3 separate regions of the Mus musculus genome follow, and regions 2 and 3 are each linked to region 1. Evidence: chromatin loops called from intact Hi-C (ENCODE). Cell type or tissue: left cerebral cortex. All regions are shown on one strand. Each heading gives the region's core, and the rest is flanking DNA. Links, peaks and the distances in the headings are about the cores only.

What was found. Peaks named below come from ENCODE experiments on the same cell type or tissue, not always from the same donor. Only the 100,000 strongest peaks of a DNase experiment are listed, where the experiment ranks them.
Region 2: it touches region 1 in a loop (1.9-fold over the local background); 2 of 42 quality-filtered maps call a loop at or near these places.
Region 3: it touches region 1 in a loop (2.1-fold over the local background); 2 of 42 quality-filtered maps call a loop at or near these places.

The regions. Positions count from the first base shown.
Region 1 is chr3:127,151,187-127,157,416 of GRCm38, reverse strand. The region is part of intron 1 of Ank2 (ankyrin 2, brain); the gene reads left to right. Among named protein-coding and RNA genes, the nearest start is that of Gm16958, 7.0 kb to the left of the region's middle. In left cerebral cortex, for the core only: a CTCF peak has its summit at 2,632 (motif pointing right); a DNase peak (open chromatin) is centred at 1,153; H3K27ac peaks cover 1,779 bases.
Region 2 is chr3:127,091,053-127,097,282 of GRCm38, reverse strand. All of the region lies in intron 2 of Ank2 (ankyrin 2, brain), which reads left to right. Among named protein-coding and RNA genes, the nearest start is that of Gm16958, 67 kb to the left of the region's middle. In left cerebral cortex, for the core only: no CTCF peak of the experiment used is centred there; a DNase peak (open chromatin) is centred at 3,452; H3K27ac peaks cover 769 bases.
Region 3 is chr3:127,068,851-127,075,080 of GRCm38, reverse strand. All of the region lies in intron 4 of Ank2 (ankyrin 2, brain), which reads left to right. Among named protein-coding and RNA genes, the nearest start is that of Gm25501, 67 kb to the right of the region's middle. In left cerebral cortex, for the core only: no CTCF peak of the experiment used is centred there; a DNase peak (open chromatin) is centred at 3,405; H3K27ac peaks cover 2,057 bases.

The DNA of each region.
Region 1 (6,230 bases), core at 704-5,703:
TAGATAGCTATCAAGTGGCAGGCTTGGGATTTGAACTTAGATATGCCTGGGTCCAAATTTCACTAGGGAAAGAAGATAGCATGATTGTACCATCAATGAACATTGTAAGTAAACCATTTAAGCTACTAATGTTGCAAGTTTTTCACCTCTATAATGACATTCTACAACCAAAAGAAATTTAAGCATTTTAAGGGTTTGACTAAACAATGCATTTGAGAGAAACTAGATAAACTTAAGGTTGTGATTTTACTATAATTACTTCCATACATTTTATAAGTTTCTTAGGTAATGAACTTTTTGAAGTCAAGATTTGCACCTTAAATCATGGCCAGTTGGCTGCCCATGATAGACTATTGAAATCACTTTTGTTATTTTTTCTTTTTGATCAGATTTCTAAAATGCACTTGTATATTTATATTTATTAAACTTCAAGGTGGTGGTGTATGGGACGCAATAGAAAATAAAATTAGTCTTTTCTAAGTCCCTTTCAAATAATTCTTCAGAGAAACGGAGCACTCTGACCATTCCTTCCCTTTATTTTACCATCATACTGTCTTGGAGGAAGAAGACCTGCTGTGTACAGCTTTGCCTCGAAGAGATGCCCTGGCCAATGTCTTTATTCTTTATATTTTCTATTTGGATTTATACTTGATGGCAATGAGAATACTTACTGGGTGTATGCAATGGGCCAGGAAGGCTTCTGACAGGAGTATTGGAGTGTTTTTAAATAGAATTGTGTTTTATTTATTTGTACTATGAAAGTAATATTTTCTAGAACTTTGAGTTGTTTTGTATGACTAGGTCATAACTCATTGGCCCCTCAGTTATCCAGTTTGGCTTACCATGGTCTCAGTGACCAGGAGTCGCAGCTTTTGTTTTGCAGCTTTTCTGCTTTATCATTGGTTGTTATTAGTCTACTACCGGAATGCTTTATAAGTCAACCTTTGCTCTAGATCTACATATATAGGAACTATTCAGTGTGCGTAGTGTTTAGTGCTCTCCCTAGAGTCCACTGGAGTCTTGGAATGTATCCCCCGTGGATAATGGGAGAGGACAGACATATAAACTCTAGTGACATGCAGTGCTGGCTTTTCCTGTGGCCTGTGGGCGAGCGCTGCTGCGTGGGAACAGAGTGGGGAAGCTTGTCATCATTCCTGTCCTTGAGCCTTCTGCTCACGCACGAGGCAGCCAGATTCCAAAGGCTAGCTGCATTCTGAAAACGGTGACACTTACTGAATTTAGAACTGTAAATGTACAGAGATTTCTGGGCACCAAACTAAACATAGGTTTAAAGGTTCGAACAGCAACAGAATAGCATGGGCCTGTGTGATGCATTATATTCTAGAACTCTCCACATACTGAAAATTTCAACCAGCTTTCCCTCCCTTCCCCCAAGATAGGGTTTCTCGGTGTAGCTCTGACTCTTTTAGAACTGGTTTTCTAGACCAGGCTAACCTTGAACTCTGCCTTGAGATCTGTCTGCTTATGTCCCCCAGTGCTGGGATTAAAGGTGTGCACCACCACGTCTGGCTTCAATAATCATTTTTAAAGAGCTATATCCAGTCATCTTTCTGTAAAATTCTACAACTCCTTCAGCATGTGTGTATTTCTACTAACTATACAAATGCAACTATACTATACTATACTATACTATACTATACTATACTATACTATACTATACTATACTATACTATACTGTATGCAACTATACTATACGCAACTCTACTAGTGATAGTGATTGGAGATGCCTTTCTCAAGACTAGGATTCACTCATAAATAAATATTGAAAAGTTTTGCTACAGTTACTTTCCATTTCCTATGCAACTAAAACAGTTCTAGGATAGCTATTTAAATGTGAAAGCTTCCATACATCCATGCTTTTTCCCATGCCTCTTCTTTGACATTCCTCCTATGCCTTTCTCTTTGCTTAATTTGCAAGCTCCTTGTTGGCTTTACATAGGAGTGGTGCCCTTCACGGACACTGTGAATCCTGAGATTTTATTAGTTTTAATTATGAAGACCCTTCTTCAGTCAGTGAGTGGATGAATGGTTTAGGATTACAGCTATCAAATTCATGTGATTATAGTCTCAATTTTATAGCTTGAGATAAATTTCAAGACATGGAGAAAAGTGAAGTCTTAATTTAGAAAGCTATTTTGTCATCAAACAGGATATTGAACATATTCTACACAGGTGTTGAGTTAGTGGAAATACCTGGAAGAACCATTTTGTGATAACCATTTTTCTTTTAAGTCATCCGCTTTTACTTGATTTTTCTGAAAATTAATTCTTTGCAAAAATCACTTAGCTTTATTCTCAGAGTCAGACAGTATGTAGTAAAATAAATAATAACTAAGAAGGCTTTTCTGCAGATTCTAGAAACTCGTGTATGTTGTTAGTGGAATCAGCTTCTTGCACGTGACCTTTTTTTGTTTCAGAGAAGAATACGATTTAAAATGTTTATTGTGAGTATTTACTCTTACTCCTCTGGTTTCATCTCCTAAATAACTCAGAATTCTGGGGAGGGGGCAGTGTGAAGGGAGACAGAACATTACCTCCACTAAAAAAATATTTATTTTATGTGTTTAAGTATTTTGTGTGCCATGTGTGTGTTTGGTACTTGAGGAGACCAGAAGAGGGCATCAGATCCCCTGGAACTGGAGTTTTACATGGTTGTGAGCCACTATGTGGGTGCTGAGAAGCAAACCAGGGTCTCTCAAAGAGCAGAACATATTCGCAATGTTGAACCATCATTTCAGCCCTACAATCTACAAGTTTTTGAAGTTCTTCAATGTTAGCAAACTGAAGCTAAAACAACTAGAATCAACATTTCCACTTCTCCACCAACCTATGTTCTTCTTCGTTTTGCAATCTAGATCAACAACCATTTACTTCCAATAATTATATGTGTGAATCTAAATTGCCATTGAGAAAAAAATTTTCCATGTGTAATAGGAAACCTTCTGAAAGCCTAATAAGGCTAATTAGTGTATGTAGCAACCAATTAATTCTGAGCACAGAGAAGAGGAAAAAAAGTGCTTAAGAGTTAAGTCCAAAGGCCTCATGGCCCACAATTTACCTGCCTTTGCAACAATGGGATGGTCTTTAGGACCAGAATTTGTGTGTGTGTGTGTGTGTGTGTGTGTGTGTGTGTATGTGTGTGTGTGTGAGAGAGAGAGAGAGAGAGAGAGAGAGAGAGAGAGAGAGAGAGAGAGAGATTTATATAACTCATTAGAAAAAAACTGAAAGAATGCTCTGCATCGTGATTTAAATGTTCTGTGTTTAACAGTTGGCATTGCTGTTTTGAAGGAACTCAGTTCAATGTCCTAGGGATTTAATCATTAACTTAGCGGCCAGGGAGACCTCAAATATTTAGAGAAGCTGATGCTCCTCCAGCTCCTAACACAAGTCAGAAGCTGTTTTTTTTTTTTTTTTTTTTTTGTTTCCCATGCTTGGCTTGGACTGGTCCTTAGGGAATCGCAGGAAATGGCATGAAAGGAGCTGGGGAGAGATGAGGGCATCTTCAAGAAAGCTCTCCTTAGCTTGAGCCCCACCACTCTTCTTACAGTGCTAGGGGCTCTGTTTTGTTGTTGGTTTAGTGTTTTCCATGAACAGTTTTCTCAACTGCTCTCTCATTCTCTTACGGGGTACAACAGCTTCCAGGGCAGCTAGAAAGAAACTCAGTACTTTGTTGTACAGGCTTCTGGAATGCTCACTTCTGGAATGGACATTAGCATCTCTGCCAGAGGAAAGCAGTCTGTGTCTTAGTCACTGTGGCCCTTTCATACACATGTCCTTTCATTGTTTGCCACTGATGCGCTGTTCTGTCATGGGGAACACTTCAACAGAAGTGGCATGAAGGAAGAGAATCATCAGGGAACAACAATTGCCATCAAGCTACAAATCTAATTAAATTATTTGGTTATGAATATAGTGTTCTTTCACATTTTTGTATATTTCTTGGCTATACGTATGTCTATTTGCAAGACAGACTTGTTAATTGCTAATTTGTCTCACTTATCATTCAGACCTGTTAGAAAGTTGAAATTAAAAATAACACGTTTTTACGTGCATATAATCATTTATCTTTTCCTTACCCATATTGGTAATGGAATCCAAGGTCTCATGGTTGCTAAACAAGGACTTCTGTCACTGAGATATCTCTAGCCTTCTTTTTAATTTTTATTTTGACAAAGGATCTTACCAAATTGCCCCGACTGACTTTAAACTCCTTCTACAGGTCAGAATGGCCTTGAAGTTACAGTCTTTCTTCCCTAGTCTCCCAAGCAGATGGGCTTGCAGGATAGTGTTTTAGGACTGGCTTTTTTCTAACGTTCCATTCCTTGATCCAGGAAGTTGTTTCCCCAAATTTCCATTTTTCACAGGCAATAGTAATTTGTATCAATATCTCAAAATTGATGACTGAGAATCTGCTCTGATTACTAATGTAAGCTCAAATAGCAAGTGCTGCTACCGTTTCTGAAACACTGCTCACAGTGAGAGATGGAAGTTGGATTTAAAATGATAGAGGACAGGCAACAGGGGCTCGGTTGTAAAATACTTGTGCAAACATGAAGAACTGAATTTGTGTTTCCAAGAGCCATGCCAAAAGCTGGACATAGCAGTCATGGCTGTAATCCCAGCATGAGGAGAGCAGAAGCAAGAGTAAGCACACTGTCCAACTGGTGTGGCAGAACTTGGGACCTCCAGGTTCATGAGTGACCCTGTCTCAAAAATAAGGTGAAGAGCCACTAAAGAAAACACATGTCATGGACGTTTGGCCTTCATATTTACATACATACGTGTGCACACCTACCTGCACAAATACAACTAGTGAACAGAAAGACAACATGCCAAGCTGTTGTTTACTAATTTTACAACTGAACTTCACACAAAGTGTCTAAAAGGCTCCAGAGAAGCAAAATTGGGAAGCCTGCACTCAATTCTATCTGCCAGTGGTGACTGTTGACTCATCCTTGATGACTTTGATTTAAATTGACTTGATCTCAGCTTAAGATGGTTCCCAGTGGCTCTGGGATATATTTGATGATGTCTTTATCTCCTCTCATTATTATAAGTGAGATAGTTTGTTGGTATTTCAAAGCTTTTCTTCTTCCTTTTTTTGAAGCCAACTCTCTGCCCCAGACACAGTACTGTCCTTGGAGTATCCCACAGACCAACTGTGGTAATGGGACCTCCCACAAATACAGGAAGAGAGCATCATTTGCCCCATTAAGCTGGGTTTGTGATTGTCTATTTTTGTATGTATGATGCAAATTTTCAGGGTCTTACCTGGCAGTTGAAGTGGTGGTAAGAAATGGTTCCTGCTGTGGTGTTTGACGGTCTCTGAAAAGTTATTTAGGCCTTATTTAGAAAATGAGGTCACCTGTGAAGTGTGTGGTTGTTGTTTTGTGTCTCCTGTGTTGATTTGAGTCATTTAAAAGAAGTCTATTGTGGTTCACTTATTTTCTATTAGGGGTTCTGTGAGCTGACAATGCCAGGTTAAAAAACCCACAGAGAAACATTACTGGGGTGGGGTTGATCATTTCACAACGGTCTCCATCTGGACTGATGGCTGCCTTTGAACTTGTAGGAAGCCAAACTCCCAAGCACCTAAAGTAAACCCTTAAAGAGAAATTCAGGTATGCATGAACCATTCAAGTATACACCAGGTGCGAATAACAACCTTCCACTTCTAGGGTGGAGACATCAACTCCCTCCTTCCTTATGGCCCCCAAATCACCCTGGGCTGCAATGCTTAATTAAAGCACACCAATCAGTGAAGTGCAAGTGGGCCAGGGCACCTGGCAACTGTGACTCTTTTGGGATAGAAGTCACTTGGGACAGGAAGAGCTTTTCTTTGAGGAGGTCACCTACTAATCACTGGCTTTCGTGTGGGCTCAAAGGGGGCAGGCATCAAAGCCTCGATGTGGGTGGGAGAGGGACAAGGTACACATTACTGTGAGCAGGAATGAAGGCAGGTGGCTAAGGATCAGGGAGAAGACAGCAAATCTTCACGGCAGCAAGGCCATAAAGGGGCTTTGTGCAGGACACAGAACATGCAAATCCGTCCAGTCATTGCCCACCAGAGGCCCCAGTCCATAACTGAGTTCTCATACCAAGAAGCAGCGTTGGAAGGTAGGAGAATCTATAGAAAGTTAAGAGTGTTTTTCCAGTGAAAGAAAAACATTGTTAAGATGTACGCTTAATCTTTGTAATCCTGTTGCGTG
Region 2 (6,230 bases), core at 583-5,582, 60 kb after region 1:
AGCACTTGCTCATCTGTTCACTCAAACAAAGTTTTGGTGCTGAGGTAGGTCAGAGAGAAGCAAGACCTCTGCTCTAAATGAGAATGGCTTCTATAGAGTCAAATATGTGACTATGTGGTACCCAGTAGGTAGGACTGTTTGGGAAAGATGAAGAGTTTGGCCTTATTGGAGGAAGTGTGCCGTTGGGGATGGGATAGAGAAAGACTCCCACCATTCCCGGTGTGTGCCCTCTCTCCACTTCCTCTTTATGGGTGTTGAAGTGAGCTCTTAGCTCTTCAGGGCAACATGCCTTCACTTTACCATCCAGACTTTAACCCTCTGGAACCATAAGCCTAATTAAATGCATTCCTTTTGAAGTTGTCTTGGTCACGGTGCTTTTTCACAGCAATGGAAGAGTAACCGATCCATGTGGACCAAGGAAACGAAGAGTCAGCTGGACGTGATAGTGCACGCCTTTAATCTCAGCATTTGGGAGACAGAGGCAAGTGGATATCTGTGAATACAGAGCCAACTAGAAATCTATAGTAAGACCCATATCAAGAGAAGGAGGAGGAGGAGGAGGAGGAAGAGGAGGAGGAGGAGGTGGAGGAGGAGGAGGAGGAGGAGAAGGTGAAGAAGAAGAAGAAGAAGAAGAAGAAGAAGAGGAGGAGGAGGAGGAGGAGGAGGAGGAGGAGGAGGAGGAGGAGGAGGAAAATAAATAAAAGGGAAATACAAAAGCAGTAAAGGACGTGGAAAAGAAACATACACCAAGAGAGGAGAGGATGGGACCAGAGCAGTGTGTCATGGCTGATGCACTGTTCGATAAGTACTCAACAGAACTGAGCATGAAGCTGGGCACTATTCTCAAAGAGTCCATTTTATAAGTCTTGATGCAAGAGCTCCACAGAACACAGCAATGTGTCCAAGGACCACCAGGGAGGTCAGCCTGCCTGAAATAAAATGAGGGAGAAGAAGAATAGGGGAAGGTTAGGGGAGGAGAGGCAATGTTAGAGTTTGTAGGTTATTTTAGGAAATAACCTTTGGTTTTGATTCTAAATAAAATGAAAGGTGATTAGAGAATTTTAAAGAAAGAAGTCATAGAAACTGACTTGACTAAGGCTCTGTAGTAGTGCCCAGACAGAAGGGATGGAGGACAGCCTAGGAAAAGAGCTTTAATTATTTTAGGAGACAAATGAGGTGTTTTGCCCTAGGGCAACAGGCAGAATCGACAAACCCTACTTGGCTTCCAGGTAGAATTTAAAGATAGAGCTGTTGGTTGGTGGTTGTGGGAGTTTCTGCAAACACTGTGGCATGCAGACTGTGGCCACATGAGGCAAGATTGAAGTTGTTCAACACTATTCTGTAGCTGGTGTTGGTTCAGACTTTGGGAGTCTGAGACAGGAAGTTTATTTTAGGCACATTCAAGTACAGCATGATTTTGGAAAAGTGCTTCCTGGTGATAATTAACTCAATCTTAAGTTTATAATAAAACTTAAAAGATGATTACATTGAACTTCTTTTCAAAGTACATGTGACCTTTTCCATAAAGATGGGTTCTATTAACTGAGAAACAGTGCTCAAGAAAAGGGTATTGGGAGGTTGACTGAAATAAATATAGCAGTCTGGGGGAGCCAGGTTTGACCTGGCTTTACAGATAGCTCACAGGTCACCCATTTACTAACCACATCCATTTCCAGCCTTCTGGTCAGAAAACAGGTTCTACATCTCTTCTTGGTTTCTCTAGTGTTTATTTGTGAGCACAAGGACTTTGTGCCCTCTACAGATGGATTCTGCACAGGATGATGGCAGAAGGGAGAGTGAAGAAGTGATTGCCATGAGAGAAGTGGCTGTTGTATTTTCATGAACTGTGGTGGAGAGGTCTGTGTGATGAGCAGGCCAATTTTGAAATTTTAAGTTTGCTATATCGTATTCACCCAAGATAAGGGAGTTGAACAGATGAGTCTGAAGTTCAGAAAAGAAGCTTTGACTAGAGATAGAAACTTCAGTTCAATCAGTGTATAGACAATACTTAATCCACATAACTGGATGAGATTATCAAAGTATCCATGAGTATCTATGACTAATAGAAGGTGTTTGATAGCTGAACCTTAGGGCACTCAGGGACATGAGAGTGGGCAAGAGCGCACAAAGATGTAGGAGGGAAACCCGGAGAGATTTGTGCCATGGAGGCCAAATAAAAAAGTTATTTTTGGATCTATGAAATGGTCAACTTTGTGAAATACTCTTGGCCAAATAATCCGAAGAGCTGAATAATATCTAGAGCATGTGGTAATAAGAGATGAATTCATTAGAATAATTTCAGTGGAGGGTGGAGTGGAGTCAGATGGAGTTCACTTACTGGACAATGGACAGACATAATATTCCTCCAAGGACCCATTTTATAAAGCACAGAGGAGACAAGAGAGTAACTGGAAGAAGAAACGGGTTCAAAAAAGGCATTTCTGTTTAAGTAAAAGGAGCAATAGCACTTCAGTTTCATAACTGGAAAATATCAGCAGGGAAAGAAAAGAGATCCGTGATTTAAGGAGACAGGTAGAAACTAAAGAGAACGGAGAATGACCAAGGGCTCCTTCATTAACTGATAAAGTGATTTGGCCTAGTACACAATGGAGAGTTGTCATTTTCTAAGGGTGTAGATAGTGAAAGAGAGAAAGGGCATGTGGGAAAAGTATCAGGAAGTAGAATGGAGATGGGGCTGAAAGCTGGGTGTGAGGTGGGAGCTTTTAACTGCCTTCTTTCTGTTCAGTGCAATGAGTCAAAGTTCCTCGCTGAGTTATAGGAGAGAGGTGATAGAGGTTATGGAGAGAGAAGGTGTGAAATGACCTATTCAGGAGATAGAAAGAATGCGTAAAATTAACGCTGTGATGGTTGTGATTGCCCAGCCATGTTAAGGATCTGCTTGAGGTCATGAGCATGGGTTTGAAGTGAATCTAGGTAGCATGTGTAGATGTTTTTCTGCAGTCCAGTTCAGGCAGAGGATAGCATTGCTTGTGATTGGGAATGCTGTTTAAGCAAGCATGTATGGCTAAGCTAGAGAAATGCCAGCAAACTTAGGATACATGGGAGAAAACATGCACATCGTTCCGCAGAGCATGCGCAGAAACTGTGCCTAATAGACAGAGGACACTGGGGTAAGCGGATGGATTCTAGGTGTCAGCGGTGGAAGGATTCCTGGCATCGGACGAGTGGCGGTCAGGGAATTAAGTGGCAAAACAGATTTTGGAAGAAAGTTCTGTTTTGAAATGGCTAGGGTGTGATCTTGGAGTGAGTATATGAGGTAAAGGAAAGGATGTGTCATTGGCAGACAAGAATTCTGGAACCTTAAATTATTTTGGTAAGCCCATGAGTGTGTGAGTGGGAGAGTGTGGCAGTGAAGTTATAGTCTTCAGAGGATGAAGAATGAGAGCCAGGGGAACACAGGCAGAACTCACAAGGAGGCTTATGAAGGAAAAGGAAGAGTTTGGAAGACAGAGTAATAAGCAAGCACAGTGGGTAGGATGGGGGCGTGTAAGCGATCATGCTCTGGCAGCATCAAGGAAGCTGTATCATCAGGATTCAGCTAGAATGAGGTTTAGAGGAATATTCTGGGAAGACATTTAGCACAGAGAGATGCTACTGGTCAGGCTGGTCGTGATTAAAGGGCTCGCTGTGAAATTTCAGGAGTGGGAATTGTTAAGAGAGAGAATCAGAAAAGAGATTATGCAGAGGCATTCAGGAGTTAAGTTTGGATACGTAAGGGCTGACCTAATCACTGGCTTCAGTTGAGGAAGATGGCATCACAAGTTTACCCCAGGCAGGTCCCGAGTGAGCAGCAGTTGCGAGCTTAAAGGAAGAGTAGAGGAAGCTAACCAGGTTTTGCTTGTAAATTTCTATAGAATTCCACCTTTATCGCTGATGTTGGGAGCCTTGATCAAACATGCTCTCAACATGGTTCTTGTGGGAACTACAACCGGATGCTGGTGGGGTATGAGGAGGTAAAGCTGCCACTCCTGTTTGTCACCCTCTTCCGTGGTTAGTTTCTTTGTGCCATTGGAAGCCACTTGGCCTTTTAGCAGTAACTGAGATTTTGCCCACTCAGATTCTTCATTTTTGTTCTTCTTCTGACGACTTTAAAGAATCTTTTCTCCCCTCTGAAGAAGTTTTCTAACTCTCTCCCTCTCTCTACTTCTTTCTTCTCCAAAGGTGGAATGGAGTACCCTAATTCTGGCCTTTTTGTCTCCTGGAATAAGAAACAGAACAGAAAAAAAAAAGATAATCTTGTTTTTAATGCTAACTAATTCCAATTGTGGGGAGCCAGCTCCTAGAGATTAAGGAAATGCATATAGTAAAGATAATTTGGCAGTTCCATTGTAAGAAACAGCCATCACACTGATAATAAACATGATTCAAAGCTAAATCTCTCTCTCTCTGTCTCTCTGTCTCTGTCTCTCTGTGTGTGTGTGTGTGAGAGAGAGAGAGAGAGAGAGAGAGAGAGAGAGGGAGAGAGAGGGAGAGAGAGAGAGAGAGGTTCTATCTAATCTCAACAGTCCAGGTTATAATTTAGTTTCCTAGATGAGAATGTCAGAGGCATGATGGATTATGTATATTTTGTGTGGTGTTCTGATAAGCATGACATAGACAATTGTCTTTTGTCCCATACTCTCTTCCTTCTCAGCTTTCTCCATCAGAAATGAAAGGTCTTTAAGGACAGGGTGAGAGTCCAAAATTTAGAGAAGCAGGTCATAGGATGCACACATGCCTGTGTGTGTGTGAGCACACACCCTTAGGAAGTTCTCTGTTCAGGGTGCTGGATGATGGCTGGTCTGAAATGAGTCCTTGAACCTTGGTGGATGTGCAGAGCCATTGAGGGGCTGAGTGAAGAGTGTCTCTGCCCCTGGGGGAAAAGGCTTGTTGGAGAATTTATGGAATAATATTGTCTTTGAGAAAGAAGGGAAAGTGTGTAATTGGTCCCATGGAGGCTGGGGAGGAAAGTAGAGAGCAAAAAGAACTACGTTATTAGGGAACTGAGAAGGAAGTCTCTCATCCAAGACAGCAAGGAGTTTGCCAAAAGATGTTATTCAAGTTCTTTACAGTTAGCCATTTGGATACTAAACACACAGTTGTTTTCTTTCTCAAACAGTTGTGCTTTTAGTGAGATTTCCATGTCTATATATATAAAAAGCACTAGAGCCTTATTAACAAATTTCATTCACTGCTAAAATCTTACATTTTACTATTATTGGTATTATTTTTTATCTTATGTCCGTATATGTTTGCCTGCATATATGTCTATGTATCATGTATATGCCTTGTGCTTGTGAAGTCCAGAAGAGGATATTGGATCCCCTGAAACTGGAGCTACAAAAGCTTGTGAGCCACCCAATGTGGGTGCTGGGAATTGTACCGGGCTCCTCTGGAAGAGCAGTCAGTGTTTCTAACCACTGAGCCATCTCTTCAGTGCCCACTGCTAAAAGTTTATCAATATGCAGGAATGCAAGCAAGCACCTCATGTTGGAACAGGAAGCATTAGCAACAAAGGGAGAATAAGGGACTGATGAGGAGAAGTTTGAAGTTAACCTAGGGGTGAAAGATTAGCATTGACTTATGTGAATCAACTCACAATAAACTAAAACGTAGACACTAGAAGTTACTGTTAGTAAAAAAGAGTCTACTGCTAGCTGACTTAGCCTTGATGCATAATATGCAACAAATTAACATTCAGTGAATACATGATTGAACAGTAGATCCTGGGCAAATTTACTAACTCATTCTAAAGAGTAAATTAGATATATCATATCCATGGAGTGGCAATCAATAATACCTATGGTATCAAAAGCTATTGACCTTTACTGCATGCCTGCTACATGTTCAATACTATTCTGTATACATCATATGTTGTTCACAACATACAGTTCTACTTTAAAGGGAGAGTGTCAGGCCTCTAGTGAATTACACAACAACCCATCACATCATAGTCACATTCACTTGAGCGAACAAGTCATGACTTTCTAATGGTTGAAGTTAAACACCATTTTATTAACAAAAGAGGTACTAGCTGCCAACAATGACAGCACTGATTTTAGAGTTACTGATGTATAGATTCAGACAAATGCTAATACATTTACCTCAGAATTTTGCTAAATAATATTTTTAATATATATACTAATTTCCAGACATCTTATTGCTCTGCTGAGTATGGTAAAATTTTTCATCCATAGAAAGGATCTGGGTTGACACATGCACTGTCTTTT
Region 3 (6,230 bases), core at 361-5,360, 82 kb after region 1:
CACAAATCCTAAATTATATATATGCAAATGTATGTATGTATAAAGCAGGAAGACAATAGAGGGTTAACAGGAGTCATCGTGTGATGTTACCCATCTGCTTTTTACATTGAGCACTGTTTAGTATTTTTATAACTCCGGCTAACCTCTGTTCTGAAGTAGCGTTTGTTTCTTTATGTCTTTCCTTTTCTTTTTCTTTTTTTTTAAACAGGAGCCACCTTGTAAGTAAGGTATGTCTTCATGGCTTCCAACAAACTCAGCTGAATCTGAACTTTCCATTTATTCCCCTGTCACTAGTGGGTGTCTTCATTCTAGCTCCAGACTGTTAGAAATACCATGACTCTTCTCCTTGGAGACTAATTGTCTTATGTATGATTTGGATCGAAAGAATGAACTCAAAACTTAGGAGTATCAATAGTGCGAGACAGTGGAGCCAAGTTCACTGGGTGATGGGCAGGAGCCACAATGTTCCCAGAACTTTTAATTGTATCAACAGAATAATCCAACTGGTTGGACCCAAACAGAATTCCTTTCTCTTTCATAGCAGGAAGAAGTTTTATTGGTTTGGGCAGCAGGAATTTGGATTTTTAAACAGAGGTACACCCAAGTAAAGCTGTGTTTTGAAGATTTAGAGTAGGCTCCTGTCCATTTAAAAAACTAGATTATTTTTTCCCAGATAATACAGAATGATGAGAAAACACTCTTACGAAAATAATGAAAAATTGAAATCTTTTAAAACATAAAGCCTTGGTTTAGGTAAAGTAGGGCGCCTAGGTAAGCAATCAGCCATCCTGTATTGCTCAGTGGGGGTGGGGAACACTAGGCTACAGGTTTGAGCCATTATGGTTCTATCTCTAGCACAGGCAAAAAGGGAAAGAAACGTGCACCACCACCATCACAACAATAACAAAATGGGGCAGGGGGCATCTTTTCAGAGAAGAGCAAAATAACAGCATCACCAAGGGGAACAAAGCACAGGGGCAAAGTAAGTGTCACAACCCAGTAGTGCAATACTGGGAACGGAGACTGTGCGTCTGCCTGTGGTCCAGCAGCTAAGAACCGCTGCTTCCTTCTGCTTGTGTTCTGTGAGGTTGAGTCTGTGACTTAACCTCCCCGTGGCCCTGTATCTCACCTCTAATCTAGCGGTAGTAACACTTGGTTCGTAGAGTCGCTACAAATGTGAGATAGATGCAAAGTCCTGGCTGGCACTGAATGCAGAATGAATGTCACCTGTGGTTCTAATTGTCAGGCATATCATGTTATTTCCCTCCACAACAGTAAAGCGAGAGTCAGGGGGTTGAGGTTACAGACAATGCCATCTGTCATTTTGTTGTTGTTGTTGTTGTTGTTTTCCTGATTGTCTCTTGGAGTTGAAAGATTGTTTTTCTCTGGGTTAGGATGGAGAGAGGTATATCCTTACTCCATTACTAACGTTTATCTTTAGTAATTAGGAGTGTGGAACTTCCTGGCCATAACAGCTTTGACATGTGGAACAGAAAGCTGAATGTTCAGAAAAGTACTTGATACAAATAGGCAGAGAAAAATTTGAATATGGTCAGTGTGTACCAGGGGCTCAACATCATTGCACAACTGAAGCCCAAAGCCTCTTATGATATTAACTTTTGTCCTTCTAGTTTAGTTCTGTTGTCTGTCTGCCTGCCTGCCTGCCTGTCTGTCTGTCTGGTTTAGTGGTGTGTGTGTGTTGTGTGGTTAAGTTGTCTATGTGTGTGTATCTGTTTGTCTGTTTGTGTCTCTCTGTGTGTATGTATGTATGTCCATATGTGTGTACTTGTGTGTGTGTGTATGTACTTGTGTGCCATGCATGTGTGTTTAGAGGAGAGAATAGAGCCTCCTTCTGTGTTATTCTCCACCATATTTTCTTGAGAGAGGGTCTCTTACTGAACCTTACTGGCAGTGAACAAGTCTTAATAATCCTCCTGTCCCCAGTCCCTACAGTACTGGGGTCATAAGCACAGCAACACCCAGCTTTTTTTTACATAGTTCCTGGAAGTTTGAATGCAAGTCTTATTTTCTTGCATAGCAAATTCTTTTCCCACCGGAGCATCTCTTCAGTCTCTTTATTAACTCTTGGTAATTAAACCAACAGATCCAAAAATGTTCACTTTTTATTTTGTTAGCTCTAATAACTAGTTGTAAAATTCTCTATCACTTTATCAAAACCTATATTTCTGTTAAATATTATCATGATCTCAAAAATTGCCATACAGAGTAATGGGGTTCACAATGGCACCCCGACTCACACCTTGGACTTTGCTCACAGTCACACCGTTATCCTCACATGTGGTCCTTGTTGCCCTCCCTGCATTCTGCAGCTTCCTTTCTCCCCTCTAAGGCCCCCTCCTATTTCCATGTCATATGTATTTGCTTTAGGGTCTGATCACATGGAGTTTTTAAACCTCGCATATATGGAGCCAATCTGCTTACATCCGACAACGGGAGTCAAGACACTCCCTCCCTCCCTCCCTCCCTCCCTCCCTCCCTCCCTCCCTCCCTCCCTCCCTCCCTCCTCCTCCTCCTCCTTCTCTCTCTCTCTCTCTCTCTCTCTCTCTCTCTCTCTCTCATTAGCCCATATTACTCTCCTGAGTGTGAGTATTCTAGACTTTTTCCTAAGATATATTTCAATTCTTAACCCCCATTACCACCCTTCATGTGACAAGGAAACAATTTCTGATAAATCTGTTTACTGACTTTCATGACCTTTCAGTTGATAGAGAAAATGACTCAAACACTGTACATCTCTGAAAATCACTCATTCATTTGTTTTCTGCCCCTCTGATTCTGTAGTAGACTCTGTGGCCCTGCTGCAGGATTCTGCCCCGGTCTCAGACAATGAACACATCGTTCCCAGAGTGTTTATCTGCACACTTTATGCCATTGGGACATCTATTCATCGATAGATCAAATTCTAGTTATAGACTTTGTAAAAGTACTTACATCAGAGCAGATTCATCCCTTAGGAGACACGCTACTCACAGCGTTCACGTAGCCCGTGATAAAACCCTGCTGAACGGTAGTGGTGATTCCTTCTGAACAACTGGTCCTGTGTGGGCATCATTATTTGAAAGCCTAATAATAATGATCATCCCATTAGCTTTGACAACTACTGTTTTACACAGTCATGTTCCAGAAATATACCTAAATAGATGAGTCGTGGTGTGTGTGTGTGTGTGTGTGTGTGTGTGTGTGTGCGTGTGTTGGGAGCAGGTATATTTTGGAATTAATGTTATGGATAGTCACAAGTTTCTTCTGGTCTTCACCTCAAAAGCATTCTTTTTTTTTTCTTTTCTTTTCTGCTCCTCAAAAGAAGAATTCAAGAACACTCTTTACAAAAAGAGTGGGCTGAGCCAAGCAGCAACAGCCAGATTCCAGCAGGCAGGGAGCCAACTCTTCTCCCTATGCTATCCCTTCCATCCTGTCTCTCTCTCTCTCAGGAATGAGGCACGCTTTTCTTGGAAGCCCATTTTACCTTGAATTCAGTTTGATATAATTAGATATATGAGATGCAAGAATATGTATAGGAATCTGAGGACCTTAAAGTTAAACTGTTCTCCAGCACAAAGAGTAACAACACTCTATGTTCTCCTGGCAGGAAGTCCAGAATCTTGTTTGGTAGAGCTAGAATTGACGACCAGTGTTCTTCAGGCCATGATCCGGTCCTTCAGGACTGACTGCTATGGTCTGAATTTACCACTATCAGTTCTTTTTCTGTATGTCCTGCTTTGAGTGTCTGTTGGGAGTTCTTTTTGAACCTAGAAGCAAGGCAATGAAAATAGATTTCCTGTAAGACTTTTTAAAATAATCTGACTTTGAATGAAAAGTTAGGAAATGAGTTAGGTATAAATATGTCCTGTCATGGGTGAACTTTAGAGGTGAACACAACTCCTTAGACTCTGGGGTCTGTAACTTTTATATTGGGATCAAGTATTTTATACATCCAGATTTTTTTAAGTAAATAAAGCACTTTCTAAAGGAACAGGTTGTTTTAAGTACCTCCTTCTTGGAATGAGACAGCCTGTGTCAGGAAACCTAGTGCACACTCTACAGTTATCATAAGTACATGGATCAACCTTGTTATTTCACATGCTAATCTGAGCACCGTTGTCTTAGAAGGGAACTCACCTTCACTGTCAGCTAGGATTCTTCTCCTCTTGTGCATCATATCCATCATATCCATCATATCCATCATATCCATCATATCCATCTATTCATCATACGAAGGGTCTTTCTGTGGCAAGCAGTAAACTAGAACAGGTTAAAGGCTGTTAAACATTGTATCCATGGGAGTTTATGCACCTTCTTGATCTCAGAGCTTCTGAGTGCCACCTGCTCTAGTGGGTAAGTCAGCACAGGCCCACTTAATTAAGAAGAATTTTATAGTAAGGCATTTGTCACCTTAAACTATGGTGTTTCTCAAACATTACTGAATCTTTTTATATTATTCATATTCACAGGTATTATAACACATGAAAAATGACTTAAAATGGGACCTTAGTAATATTCAACACTGATTTTTTGTTTGCCTGTCTCTTTTGCTCAATATAGAGATGAACCTAGGGCCCCACACATATTAGGCAGGCCCTTTTACCCATGCACCACAATCCTCGCCTTTCAAGCTGTTCAATATCAGACATGGGATAAGAATAGCTCTAGAGTGCTGACAGCTTTTATGTGACTCTCAGAAAATAAATGTACCGCAAATATCATAAAAATAAAATGAGATTTTTATTTTGGAAAATTCAAAGAGATTTTTGAATCCCCATGAAATCTGTCAGTATATTTGTGTCTCTGCCTGTGTTAGACCACATATTGTGATTTTTGATTTGCAAGTACTCTCTCAAGTTGATTAGTTATCATTAGGTGACAACATGATTGACAGCACTGAAGGAAGCAGTAATTTTATTTGATTGAGTATTCAGATTTTCTAGATATGTCTGGAGGCGGAGCTACACTGTTATCTTCTATATTTGCTAGGAAATTCAAGGCTACTGTCTGCACTTGATAACATGACAAGGTGAGGCTTCCTGTGAGCTGTTCTCATGAATCTTGCAGTTGTTTTATACTGCAGTTGCCTATAGAGACTTGGACCAGGACTTAAAGGCAGCTGAAATAGGACACATATTTAGTAACTACTCATTAAAAACAATTATGAGTATGTGTGTATGTTTGTGTGTGTATGTTGTATGAGAGAAGCAAAGGAGCCCTAGCTTCTGACTATTTTAATATTTGAAATTAAAATTTTGATGCCCATTTAGTTAACTTCAAAATAATGCAGTGGTAACTGATCAAATGAGCACAGTGGCTTAATTCAATATAAGGACTTTAGTCCAATGGGCTTTTGCTCTGGTGGGGGAAATGAAAGAACCCTACAGTGGTTGTTGTTGACTTAAGTTTTTCATTGCTTATGTAACATATTTTCTTGTGTAAGTTACTGGATCACTTAAGATATTGCTCAAAAACAGATATTTTAAAGCTCTTGTTACAATGAAGAGGTGAACACATTGCAACTAACTAAGCAAACAAACAAACAAACGAACAATCAACAAACCAGACAACCCCCCCACCCCCCAATCTGGCTCTTATAATCTATACTGTTGGTAAAGAAATACAAAAAAAAAGTGCTAGGGAGTAAATGACCACTTAGGTTCAATATTCAAATATGTAATGACCATTTTTTTTTATTTCTCATGTTCAAACATTTTCATTACTCATGTAATCATTTCTCAGATCCCAACATCTGTAAGATATGATTTTAGTTTATATCTTCGTAGCTATTTATTCTATACACATTGTAAAGGAATTTTTCCATGTGATTATAAAGATAAATGTGATATCATGAGGAGGATTTACTGCAAGATAAACATAACATTTCTTTAAAGAAATGTTCTCTGTGTGTGTGTCTGTGTCAGGGGAGGGAGGCTGTGAGACCAGTTCATGTGCTCACGGGACACCAGAGAAGGATGTAAGATGAAGGAGTTGGTCCTCTCTCAATAATGTGTGCAGATTCCAAGGAGAGACCTCAGGTACTTAGGCATGGCAGCCACCACCTTTCTCCACTAAACTATCTCTGCCCAAGCTCAACATCTAATTTACAACTTAAATAAAAATTAGCATTATATGTACAAAAAATGATGCAAGCAAGGTCTTGTGAGTTTCCTCCCTTCCACATTAGCATGTCCGTTGGTGTATCCTTGTGTTTCTCATGTCTGGGTAGC